Regions from separate parts of the Homo sapiens genome. Here all the other regions are linked to region 1. Evidence: chromatin contacts called from ENCODE Hi-C or POLR2A ChIA-PET data. All regions are on one chromosome and are shown on one strand. The core of a region is the stretch at or near the end of the contact, and the rest is flanking DNA. Distances in the headings are between cores, read along the strand shown. Region 1 has its middle 13 kb from the start of LINC00174. Region 2 holds the start of TMEM248 (transmembrane protein 248). Region 3 holds the start of GUSB (glucuronidase beta). Region 4 holds the start of RABGEF1 (RAB guanine nucleotide exchange factor 1).

Region 1 (2,971 bases), core at 1-2,500:
CAGCCCCGCAAGTAGTGCGGACTACAAGCCCGCGCCACCATGCCCAGCTAATTTTTTGTATTTTTGTAGAGACAGGGTTTCACCATGTTGCCCAAGCTAGTCTGGAACTCCTCAGCTCAAGCGATCCGCCCACCTCAGCCTCCCAAAGTGCTGGAATTAAGGGCCCCTGAGCCACGGGGCCGGCCCAATTACTTTACTCAGTTTGAGCATTAGCACTGGAAGAAAAGCTGTCACTTGCATATATATTTTTTTAAAGACATGATCTCACTCTGTCCTGTCACCCAGGCTGGTGTGCAGTGGCGTAATGTCGGCTTACTGTAACCTTAACCTCCCGGGCTCAAGCAATTCTTTTTTTTTTCTTTTTGAGACGGAGTCTCGCTCTGTCGCCCAGGCTGGAGTGCAGTGGAGCGATCTCGACTCACTGCAACCTCCGTCTCCCGGGTTCAAGCAATTCTCTGCCTCAGCCTCCCTAGTAGCTGGGATTATCGGTGCCCGCCACCACGCCCGGCTAATTGTTGCATTTTTAGTAGAGACGGGGTTTCACCATCCTGGTCAGGATGATCTTGTACTCCTGACCTCGTGATCCACCTCCCTTGGCCTCCCAAAGTGCTGGGATTACAGACGTGAGCCACCACGCCTGGCCCGATCGCTTTTATTTTTAATAAGATGTTTTCTTCGTTTCCTAGCCCCTTCTACCACCCTACAAATTTCCAAAGATTTTAATGTTGCTGCAACAGCCATCAGATGTCAAGCTAGGGGGTGCAGCTCCCTAATGCGGGGCAGCCTCAGAGGGGGCCAACCCTGCCCAGTATGAGCGGCGCTGGGCGGCAGGGGACGCTGCTGTGGTCCCCGGTACCTGGCTGGGTTAGGTGTTGGGGGCCGCACCTACACAGCCTCAGGTGAGGCGAGTGCGTGGCAAGGACTGCAGCTGGCTCTAGCGGGCTTGTGCTGTCCATTGAGGAGCTTCTGCGCCACCTTGTGCTTGTGCCCGCTGGGCGCCAGCAGGTTGGTGCGCAGCGCGTGCTCCAGTAGCGTCAAGCCCTTGCTGCGCCCAACGCGCAGGTAGTAGTAATCCAGGCAGTGGTAAAGCTCCCCTTGTAGCTTATTGTTGCCTGCCGCCGGGTCCGAGCCTGCAGAAGCTGACAGCTGCCTGTGGCCACCCGCCTGCGCATGCGCGCTTCTGGAAGACCCAGGCCCCCCTCCCCCGCAGCCCCGCCTCGAGTTCCGATTGGGCGCACCTCTGGTGACGTCACGGGGACGGGCGTTCGCCGAAGGCGCGTGTCTTCGGCGATGTCACAGCACCGGGCCTTCCGCGACGTCACAGTGACGGTACAGTGCCTGGAGCTAGGCTGTTTTCTCCTTAGAGTGGAGCTTGGTAACCGCGACCTCCCTGCCAGGTCCTTTGTGTTGCTGTCTGGAGATGGGTAGTTGACAAACTCCGACCCAGCACTGTTTCTGTGGGTCAAAACTAGAAAACTATGTCTGGATGCGGCCGAGGCGGAAGGATCCCTTCAGGCCAGGAGTTAAAGAGCAGCCTCAGCAACGTGGCGCGACCCAGTCTCAGTAGTTTCACCTCAACTTCCCAGCTCCTTGAACCCCAAGGTTCAAGGCTGCCATGAGCTGTGATCCCATCACAGCACTCCGTCCTGCGAGACTGAGGTAAACCATGTCTAAAAAAATAAAAAAATAAACTATCCAACTGTGCAACAGGGAGGGACTGCTTAAAGAAAACATGAGGCTGGCTGGACTCTATAATCCCAGCACTTTGGGAGGCCGAGGGGGAGGATGGCTTGGTCTAAGGAGTTCGAGACTGCCCTGGGCAACGTGACGCAACCCCGTCTGTAGAAAAGTTTCAAAAATTAGCCAGGCGTGGTGCACGCTTGGTGTATTTTTTTCCCCCCCGAGACGGAGTCTCGCTTTTTCGCCTAGGCTGGAGTGCAGTGGCGCGATCTCGGCTCATTGCAAGCTCCGCCTCCCGGGTTCATGCCATTCTCCTGCTTCAGCCTCCCCAGTAGCTCGGACTACAGGAGCCCGCCACCAAGCCCAGATAATTTTTTTGTATTTTTAGTAGAGTCGGGGTTTCACCGTGGTAGCCAGGATGGTCTTGATTTTCTGACCTCATGATCTGCCCGCCTCGGCCTCCCAAAGTGCTGGGATTACAGGCGTGAGCCACGGCGCCCGGCCTGTTGCATCTAGTTTTACTCAAGCAAAGGCTGTGGACTTCCTTAGTTTACACTGATGTATTCTAGTTTGCATCTGAAGTGTACTCTGAGGATGCTGACTTCCAGATAGCCATTTTTGGGTCAAGGGAAGTTAAAGTCTCCTGAGTATAGTAGCCATACCACCTAGAGAGCTTCCTTTTAGTTTGCTTAAAAAATGTATTTTACCTTAGTTTTCTTACATTAGGTGGGCAAAATAAGAAAGAGCAGAAGGCCAGGCGTGGTGGCTCATGCCTGTAATCCCAGCACTTTGGGTTTCTGAGTCAGGCGGATCACCTGAGTTCAGGAGTTCGAGACCAGCCTGGCCAACATGGTGAAACCCCATCTCTACTAAAAATACAAAAATCAGCCGGGTATGGTGGCATGTACCTGCAATCTCCACTACTTGGGAGTTTGAGGCATCAGAACTGCTTGACCTCAGTAGGCGGAGGTTGCAGTGAGCCGAGATTGCACCACTGCACTCCAGCCTGGGGGATAGAGCAAGACTCTGTCTCCAAAAAAAGAAAAGAAAAGTTTAGGGACACTCAGCAAAACTATAAGGCCTAGAATTGGAAACTGGGAATTACTCTGTTCGTAGATAATTTCTTTTCAAGATGGGCTAGTGGAGTTTCTGAGCAGCAGCTATGTTCTCCTTTCACATCTTCAGGTTTTATGAGGTTACCTTTCCCCCTCTGAGTGATCAGATCTGCCTCACAGTCACTCATGGGAGCCCTTGATCTCGACAAAATAGACCTTGAGTAGCTGAGTTCAAA
Region 2 (2,971 bases), core at 258-2,757, 510 kb before region 1:
CTCTGTCTCAAAAACATATATATATATAATCTACCTTTCCTCCTTGCCACAGATGCAGCTAGAGCCTAAACGGAGAAGGTGCCAGTTAACTAGCCTTTGGTGATTTTAGCATTGAGACTCCGGTGCTAGCAGTGATTCCAGTCCACCTGATTCAGGCCACAGGAATTCTCCCAGAATCTTCACTACAAGTTGAAACTCCAAATCCTTAATCCTAGAGAGTAAATGCACTTAGGGTCAATGCACACCTAAGTATACCTTAGGTGCGCGACAGGTCTATTTCCTGTCAGAATCCCTAGATGAAAAGAGGAAGTAGATGGACACCCTTATCGGTCAAGCGCTGATGGAACACTCATCTACAAATGAGATACACATGCTGAGACCCTAAGCTGACCCAAGCTGATGGTGCTATCGAGACAAACCACTTTATCACATATTCATCAGCAGTCTCGGAGTTTTTCTTCCCATTCCCTCCCGTAGCGGCTCACCTTTGAGGCAGGAAAGAAGCAGTTCAGGCGGAAGCCACAATCTTTACAAAGCAGGCTTCAGAGAAGCTCACCATTCATCAGCCAGTGAGGGCTGTCACCTGCTAGTTGAGAACTAAACTCAGACATCAGATTCTTCCACAAAGGCCTCCTCACCAGCTGTCCGATGGGTACGGCGTTCAAACGACTCAAAACAGCACAACAAGCCTGGTTTTATTTCTGATGGTCCCCATCAAGGGAACTGAAACTACATGCCTCTAGATTACCTTGCGATCACTCCTCATTTTATTAAAAACATGAAGAAAGAATCCACCCCATTCCGGATATTTACCAAGCTTGACACAGGGAACACCACTATGCCATTTAACTTTGTGGACGTACGTGAGTCTCTCCCTCCCACCTTTCTGAGATGTGTTTCACTGCCAAACGGAGAAGAAACGCAAACACTCCCCAAAGCCGAAAAATGGCAAACGACCAAGATGTTTCCCGTGCCAAATCCGAATTATCCAGGCCTCGGCTCCAGACGTGGGAAGTCCCGCCATCTCCAAGGCCGGCAGGGAACCCTGGCTCGGGGGACGCGAGTGGGCAAACCCCAGTGTGGGGGGACCAGGCCGAGGTCGGCCGATGCTGGGCGACCCCCGCCAGCAGTTGGGGCGGGGTCTGCACCCTGAGAAGCGGTGAAAAAAGCCGGCGGAGGAGCCGCTCCCGACCAGCACGCTCCCCGCTCCCGGCCCCGCGGGCAGCCCCGACTGGGCCCGACCCCAGCCCGCCCTCCAGCCCCGGCTCACCCCGCCCCGGCGGGCAGCTGCGCGCCCCGGGCCCAGCCGGGCCAGCTGCTCGGCGGACGCCCGCGGTCGCGCTGGGCTCACTCGTGGCGGCGCGTGGCGGGCCCGAGGCCGCTAGGCACCATCTTCTCCCCGCGCCGGGGGCAGCGTCTGGCTCCGCGGGGCCGACGCGAAGACCAGACGCCAACCGGGCTCCCGCCGCCGCCTCAGTTCGGGCTCCGGCAACCGCGGTTTCCGGGTGAAAAAAAAAAAAAAAACCACGCCACCTCCAACGCCGCCGTGACCTCCGACCCCGGGCGTCCGACGGTGGCGCGGCCGGGACAAGCTTCGTCAGAGGCAGGCGGCGGAGACCACGCTTCCGGGACGGGTAGCGTGCATGCGGACGTGCGTGGAGTGCGTGATGGACGTTTATGGGTCTGTGTGCCGGTCTGGTGTTGTGCGTGTGCGTGTGTGCGTAGTGCGTGTATGTGGCTTGTAGTGTGCATCGTGTACAACGGTGTGTGCAGTGAGTGCATGTATGTGCATCTGTGTGCGCGTGTGTGGTGTGTGATGGTATGGGTGTGTGCATGCGTAGATGTGTAGGGAGTGCGCACACGTGTGCATGCTCATGTGTGTGCTATGCGTGTGTCTGTTGATGTGCTTGTATATTAATCACTGCTGATAAACATGTAATTTTGGACCAGGCGCGGTGGCTCAGGCCTGTAATCTCAGCACTTTGGGAGGCCAAGGCAGGAGGATCGCTTGAGTCCTGGAGTTCCAGACCAGCCTGGGTAACATAGGGAGTCTCTGACTCTATTTATAAATAAAATAAAATGAAAATGAAAATTTTTAAAGTATAATTTTGTACAATCACTTTGCAAAGTAATTTGGCATTATGCAGTACACTTAAAGATATACACATCCTCTCTTGAGAATATATTACCCTGGAGAAACAGTTGCACCTATGCACAAGTAGACAAAATAATGCTCATAGCAACACCAATGTTTTTAGCAGCAGTATGACTCACTAAAAATTGGGGAGAAAAAGCAGATGTCCATACAGTCAAATGTAAAAACCAACTTTGATATATTCATGGTTTGGTTTGTTTTTGTAGAGACAGGGTCTCCCTATGTTACTCAAGCTGGTCTCGAACTACTGGACCCAAGTGATCCTCCCACCTCGGGAGGATCTGGGATTACAGGTGTGAGCTGCCACGCCTGGCCCATCTTCGTGTTTAATCGGGTACAAAAGACCAGTGAAAATTATTTAATACAGCTCACACAATTATGGTAGTCAATTGCAGACTATATTGGCAGGGACCAAATCACAAAATGGTACACTGCTACATATTTCCATTATGTAAAATTCAAAACAGGCAAGTTCATAACATATTGTTTAGAGATGCATACATAATTGTTTGAACTGACATGAAGCATGAGAAAAAGATGTATAAACTTCATGTTAAGTGTTAGGGGAATGGGATGGGGGAGGAGTACAGGGTGCTTTAAAGGTAATAAAGTTTTGTTGTTCTTGCTTTTGAGACAAGGTCTTGCTCTGTCACCCAAGCTGGAGTGCAGTCGCATGATCATGGCTCACTGCAGACTCGGCCTCCCAAGCTGAAGTGATCCTCCTGTCTCAGCCTCCTGAGTAGCTGGGACCACAGATGTGCACCATCGTGCCCAGCTAATTTTCATATTTTTCACAGAAATGGGGTTTCCCCCAAA
Region 3 (2,971 bases), core at 325-2,824, 430 kb after region 1:
GTTGGTCTCAAACTCCTGATATCAAGTGATCCTCCCGCCTTGGCCTCCCAAAGTGCTGGAGTTTGGAGTTACAGGCCTGAACCTCTGTGCCTGGCCTGCTTTTTTTTTTAGACTGAGTCTTGCTCTCTCGCCAGGCTGTAGTGCTGTGGTGCGATCTCGGCTGACTGCAACCTCTGCCTCCCGCGTTCAATCGATTCTCCTGCCTCAGCCTCCCGAGTAGCTGGGACTACGGGCGCATGCCACCATGCCCAGCTAATTTTTTAGTAGAGATGGGGTTTCATCATATTGGCCAGGCTGGTCTCAAACCCCTGACCTCGTGATCCCCCCACCTCCGCCTCCCAAAGTGCTGGGATTACAGGTGTGAGCCACTACGCTCAGCACTGGCCTGCTTTTTAACAAGCTTTTACTACTGCTCTGCAGCTTACCTCCCTCTGGCTTTCTGCCTTATGCCCCTCAGTGCAATTCTTTCTTCTGAGGAGGCAAGAATTGAGGTTGTTGCTGATGTGTAGGGATTCACCACCCGGAACTCCACCAGTAACAGGTCGAGGATGCTAGTTGAAAATGTTATGTAAGCTGCATGCTTTTTACAAATGGTAGTGGTTCTCATGTCCAGCAATGGCCACTGCACCGTCCCTGTATGAAAGTCCCCTCCATAAATCTATGTCTCCTTTGCTGTCTCCAGATCTCCTCCTCTACCTCTCCCACACGGTGCCTTCCCTACTGGAGTAAACTGGGGTCCCGCAGGGCACCCTTTCCCTGCAATTTTTTTTTTTTTTTTGAGACAGAGTCTCGCTCTGTTGCCCAGGCTGGAGTGCAGTGGTGCGATCTCGGCTTACTGCAGCCTTTGCCTCCCGGGTTCAAGCGATTCTCCTACCTCAGCTTCCTGAGTAGCTGGGATTACAGGCACGCACCATCACGCCCCGCTAATTCTTTTTTTTTTTTTTGTATGTTTACAAAATAGGGACGGGGTTTCACTATCGTTGGCCAGGCTGGTCTCGAACTCCTGGCCTCAAGTGATCTGCCCCCCTCGGGTTCCCAAAGTGCACCTGGCCTCTCTCCCTGCATCTTTATGTGCCTGCAACACCAAGAGGGAGCTCTTGGCCCCTGGGTTAAGGTCAGGGCTCCAGAAGCCCAGGGTCAAGGCTATGGCCGCATCCCAAGGACGTGCATCCCTGCAAGAGGCTGCATCAGACAGGCATGGAAGAGGCGCCGCTGGGGCCTCCTTGAATTCCTGCTGGGAAAAGCAAGTGGAGGTGCTCCTTGAAGAAACAGGGGGATCCCACCGATCTCAGGGGTTCTGTTCTGGCCTGCGGCCCTGGATCGTCCAGCCTGGGTCGGGGTGGGGAGCAGACCTCGCCCTTATCGGCTGGGGCTGAGGGTGAGGGTCCCGTTTCCCCAAAGGCCTAGCCTGGGGTTCCAGCCACAAGCCCTACCGGGCAGCGCCCGGCCCCGCCCCTCCAGGCCTGGCACTCGTCCTCAACCAAGATGGCGCGGATGGCTTCAGGCGCATCACGACACCGGCGCGTCACGCGACCCGCCCTACGGGCACCTCCCGCGCTTTTCTTAGCGCCGCAGACGGTGGCCGAGCGGGGGACCGGGAAGCATGGCCCGGGGGTCGGCGGTTGCCTGGGCGGCGCTCGGGCCGTTGTTGTGGGGCTGCGCGCTGGGGCTGCAGGGCGGGATGCTGTACCCCCAGGAGAGCCCGTCGCGGGAGTGCAAGGAGCTGGACGGCCTCTGGAGCTTCCGCGCCGACTTCTCTGACAACCGACGCCGGGGCTTCGAGGAGCAGTGGTACCGGCGGCCGCTGTGGGAGGTGCGATCTCGGGGCAGGGCCGGGAGGCGCCCGAAAGCCCGGCGGTGGGAGTAGGGGAGCCCGGGCCCCCCGCAGACTTCTTCCCCTGGGCGTCTCCGAGCTGGGGCCCGCAGGAGGTTAAAGGTCAACGGGCTTGGGGGCGCCGGCTTGGGGGACGGGGGAACAGGAGCACCCTGGAGGGCCGGGGCGGATTAGGCAGGAGGAGAAAAGGCTCTTGCCGAGCCCTTTCCCGAGGTAAAGGCTGAGTCTGTGCAGTATCCTTCCTTTCAATATTTATTTTTAATTTTTAAAAATTTTTTTGAGACTGGGTTTGCACCTGTTTCCCAGGCTGGGGCGGAGTGGCGCCAGCCTAACTTCTGAGCTCAAGCGATTCTCCCGCCCCAGCCTTGCAATTTAGGGGGTGCCAACACGCCTGGCTAATTGAAAAAAAAAAAATTATCTGGGCTCGGTGGCTCACACCTGTAATCCCAGCACTTTGGGAGGTGGAGGCGGGCGAATCGCCTGAGGCCAGGAGTTTGAGACCAGGCTGGCCAACATAACAGGGTGAAACCTCATCTCTACTAAAAATATAAAAATTAGCCAAGTGTGGTGGTTCATGCCTGTAATCCCAGCTACTTGGGAGGCTGAGTCAGGAGAATTGCTTGAACCCGGGAGTAGAGGTTGCAGTGAGCTGAGATCAGGATGCCACTGCACTCCAACTTGGGCGACATAGTGAGACTACGTCTCCAAAAAAAAAAAAAAGGCAAAAAAACTTAAAAAAAAAAAAAAGATACAGGGTGTCACTATTTACCCAGGGTGGTCTCGAACTCCTGGCCTCAAGCCATCCTCCCACGTTGACCTCCCAAAGCGCTGATTACTGGCATGAGCCACCCACACACTCTGGCCACAGCGGCATGCACTGCACAGAGCTGGGCCCGGGGATCGGGAGAAGGTGACAGTTTAGATGTCCTGAGGTCAGCTCTGCCGAGGCAGGAAGTCCCTTGGTTTTCAAGGTTCACATAGAGGACAGGACATGACATCAGGCCCAGGACGCCACCCCTGTTCCCCTCCTGACTTGGATGTGATCTGCAGAGAAGTGGAACTGGGTGAGGTCTGGGCGGCTTTTGCCTGGTCTACATCCTCTTATTCTGACTTTGCAGCATTCAGTACAGGAGGGAA
Region 4 (2,971 bases), core at 286-2,785, 330 kb before region 1:
CTTAAAAGCAAAATGTTATTTATCATTAAATATTAACAATATAATCACATTTTCTTGCATCTCTGGCAAGTTTCTTGGTACAACAATTTTAAGGAACAGACTCTTAGTTTTTTTTTTGAGATAGAGTCTAGCTCTGTCGCCCAGGCTGGAGTGCAGTGGCACGATTTCGGCTCACTGCAACCTCCGCCTCCCGGGTTCATGCCATTCTCCTGCCTCAGCCTCCAGAGTAGCTGGGACTACAGGTGCCCGCCACGATGCCCGGCAAATTTTCTTTTTCTTTTTTTTTTTTATTTGTAGTAGAGACGGGGTTTCACCGTGTTAGGGAGGATGGTCTCAAGCTCCTGACGTCATGATCCGCCTGCCTTGGCCTTCCAAATGCTGGGATTACAGACGTGAGCCACCGCACCCGGCCGGAACACACTCTTTAACAGCAGTTAAAGCCGCGCAATGGCTCACGCCTATAATCCCAACACTCTGGGAGGCCGAGGCGGGAGGATCACTTAAGGCCAGGAGTTTCACACCTGCCTGGGCAACACTGTGAGATCCCATGTCGAAAAAAATAATAAATAAAAACAAAGCAGTTCTAGGTTTAGAGGGGGGAAAGCAGCTCTCCAGGCCAAAAACCAACTCCCAAGGTGCTCCGGTAAACTCGTCCTGGGAAAATTTCCTACCTAATCTCAAAGGCAAAACGAGCCCACGGGCGCCCACGACACATTTCCCAACCGCAAGGATTGGTCACCCGCGCTGAGACACCGCCAGCTGCCTATGACCTAGCCTCCAAAGCGGCAGAGTCCCTCCCTCTCTCTCCCTAAACTGCCGTGATGGGCATCCCTCGGCTCTCCTCCCAGACGGTTCGGAAGCAGGGACTTCTGCTCCTAACCCCGGCCCCGCAGCCTCGCCCTCAGCCACGGGGTGGAAGTCAGGACCACAGGCTTCAAATCCCCTCCCAACTCCGGGACACTTCTGCCCCCTAGGGTGACGTGGGATCAAGTCCCCGCGCCCCTGCCGCGGCCGGGGGCTGTGGTCTGGGTCCGAGCGTCCCATACCAGCGCTTTCCGGGGAGGTTGTGGGAGGGGCCCCGTGCGACCACAGACGCTGCTTCGGAGCCAGCGGCCTGGACGGAAGGTGGGAGCCGGGGCGAGGGGAGCCGCCGGAGAGGGAGGCGGCCAGGAAATGCTCCGCGTCAGGCCGTCGGGGCTCGGCTGGCGCTGGAGATCCCGGCAACTAGCGTCTGGGACGGAGAGGCCGCACTCTGAGGATTAAGGGAGCCGAGGGCGGCCTGGAACGGGGAAGGCGGCGCTGACGGAGACGGAATGTGGGACGAAGGACAGCGGGAGGCACCGACGCGCAACTGCCCCAGCCGCGCGGATGGCACGGACCGACCGCCCTGCCACCCCCAGCCCGAGACGCCCCGCCGCCCCGCTCCTGTAGCTGAGAGCCGAGCAGCTCTCAGCCCCAGTCCGTCCGCTCCGTACCTCGCCCGCGTCTCCGCCGGCGTCCAAACCACCGCTCGCCCGCTTCGCCCGGGTAGGTCTGGGCTCCGCGGCCAGCTCCCGCCTCACACCCACCCTCCTGCTCGCCCCGCCCCCGGCACCGCCAGCGAACGCACGTTACGCGCGGCGCGTAAACGTCACTTCCGGGGCCTTTGACTCTGGACGGGAGGAAGTGCGAGTGGATCCAAAGGGTCGAGCGGAGTGGGGTACCGCCCTGACGCCCAAGAGCAAATGGAAGAGGGCGGCCTCCGGGGTAAAGGTGGGGCGCTGGGGAGCCCCGGAGAAACCGGCGTTTCCTAGTCTGTCGCTCAGTCCCTGCTTCCGGCTTCCGACGCGCAACAGCTGGAGGGCGACGCTGGCTCCGCGGCGACTCCTGGGGCTGCGGCCGCGGTGGTAGCGCGAATGGGAGGTGGAGCGGAGCTACTGCGCCGAGGGACGCTTCAGAAACTCTGTTTCAGTCCTTCGCGGATCCTAGGATGTGACAGGTGTTCGAGTTAAAAGGTCTTAAGGCGATCGGTTGATCCAAAAGCAGCTGAATCTTTAGGAGGCCCAGGCAGGAGGATCGCTTGAGTCCAGGAGTTCGAGACCAGCCTGGGCCACAGAGCAAGGTCACCATCTCTACAAAAGAAATTTTACAAATCAGCCGGACATGATGGCGGGCACCTGTGGTCCCAACTACCAGGGAGGCTGAGGTGGGAGGATCGCTTGATAGCCCAGGAAGTTGACGGTGCAGAGATCCCTCCACTGAACTCCAGGCCGGGTGACAGCAGAGCGAGATCCTGTCTCAAAAAAAACATAACCGACATCCAGAAGTGAAATAAATTAGCCAGTGTCACAAAGTATTAATGGTTGAGTCACAAATTGAATCCTGTTTACCTGATTCTTTACGTGATTCCCATGTAAGGAATGTTAAAAACAGTAAATACTAATTCCTCTGCGTCCTGAATGCCATGTATGGCGTAACGTGCAGTCACAGCAAGAAAAAAAAGAAAATACTATGCTGTGGCTGTGAGATAGACCTGGGTTAAAATCCCAGCTTTGCTAATTGTCGCTGTAGTGTTCTTGGACAGGTTGCGTAATTTTTCAGTCTATTTTTTTTTTTTTTTTTTTTTTTTTTGAGACTCTCACTCTGTCGCCCACACTGGAGTTCAGTCGTGCGATCTCGGCTTACTGCAACCTCCGCCTCCTAGGTTCAAGCGATTCTCCCACCTCAGCCACCCAAGTAGCTGGAATTACAGGCACCCGCCACCACGCCCAGCTCATATTTTTTTTTTTGTATTTTTAGTCGAGACAGGGTTTCACCATGTTGGCCAGGCTGGTTTTGAATCCTGACCTCAAGTGATCCGCCCACCTTGGCTTCCCAAAGTGCTAGGATTATAGGTGTGAGCTACTGCGCCCGGCCCGAGTTTCTCAGTCTTTATTCATTATTGGTAAAGTAGGGATTAACTGATTCGTTTCTCAGATTCTTCCTAAGTGCC

The links. Hi-C counts contacts between places; a loop is a spot of excess contacts on that map. ChIA-PET counts read pairs that join two places held with the same protein, here RNA polymerase II (POLR2A). Pooled maps may share reads with other maps.
Region 2: a map of naive thymus-derived CD4-positive, alpha-beta T cell shows a loop between it and region 1 (25-fold over the local background). The contact joins the promoter of TMEM248 here to the enhancer-like site in region 1. A Hi-C loop is called at or near these places in 1 of 168 maps with a recorded cell type or tissue (naive thymus-derived CD4-positive, alpha-beta T cell) and 7 of 50 pooled maps. POLR2A ChIA-PET finds 5 or more read pairs at or near these places in 1 of 52 experiments (naive thymus-derived CD8-positive, alpha-beta T cell).
Region 3: a map of CD8-positive, alpha-beta T cell shows a loop between it and region 1 (2.3-fold over the local background). The contact joins the promoter of GUSB here to the enhancer-like site in region 1. A Hi-C loop is called at or near these places in 2 of 168 maps with a recorded cell type or tissue (CD8-positive, alpha-beta T cell and naive thymus-derived CD4-positive, alpha-beta T cell) and 9 of 50 pooled maps. POLR2A ChIA-PET finds 5 or more read pairs at or near these places in 2 of 52 experiments (H1 and OCI-LY7).
Region 4: a pooled map shows a loop between it and region 1 (21-fold over the local background). The contact joins the promoter of RABGEF1 here to the enhancer-like site in region 1. A Hi-C loop is called at or near these places in 1 of 168 maps with a recorded cell type or tissue (Calu3) and 10 of 50 pooled maps. POLR2A ChIA-PET finds 5 or more read pairs at or near these places in 7 of 52 experiments (Caco-2, H1, WTC11 and 2 more).

What each region holds. Positions count from the first base shown.
Region 1 is chr7:66,411,835-66,414,805 of GRCh38, reverse strand. No RefSeq gene overlaps it. Among named protein-coding and RNA genes, the nearest start is that of LINC00174, 13 kb to the right of the region's middle. Within about 2 kb of position 1,250, at least 16 of the 41 ENCODE cell types and tissues checked have a DNase peak (open chromatin) inside an H3K27ac peak, as active enhancers do; they include CD8-positive, alpha-beta T cell, where a contact is called at or near this core.
Region 2 is chr7:66,919,761-66,922,731 of GRCh38, reverse strand. It overlaps TMEM248 (transmembrane protein 248), which reads right to left and starts at 1,507. Exons shown (of 7, transcript NM_017994.5): 1 at 1,271-1,507. RefSeq lists a silencer at 1,216-1,465.
Region 3 is chr7:65,980,816-65,983,786 of GRCh38, reverse strand. GUSB (glucuronidase beta) reads left to right here and starts at 1,574. Exons shown (of 12, transcript NM_000181.4): 1 at 1,574-1,813. The coding sequence starts at 1,604. RefSeq lists an enhancer at 1,399-1,528.
Region 4 is chr7:66,739,297-66,742,267 of GRCh38, reverse strand. RABGEF1 (RAB guanine nucleotide exchange factor 1) reads right to left here and starts at 1,535. Exons shown (of 9, transcript NM_014504.3): 1 at 1,476-1,535. RefSeq lists silencers at 1,312-1,451, 1,472-1,741 and enhancers at 1,192-1,858, 1,872-1,921.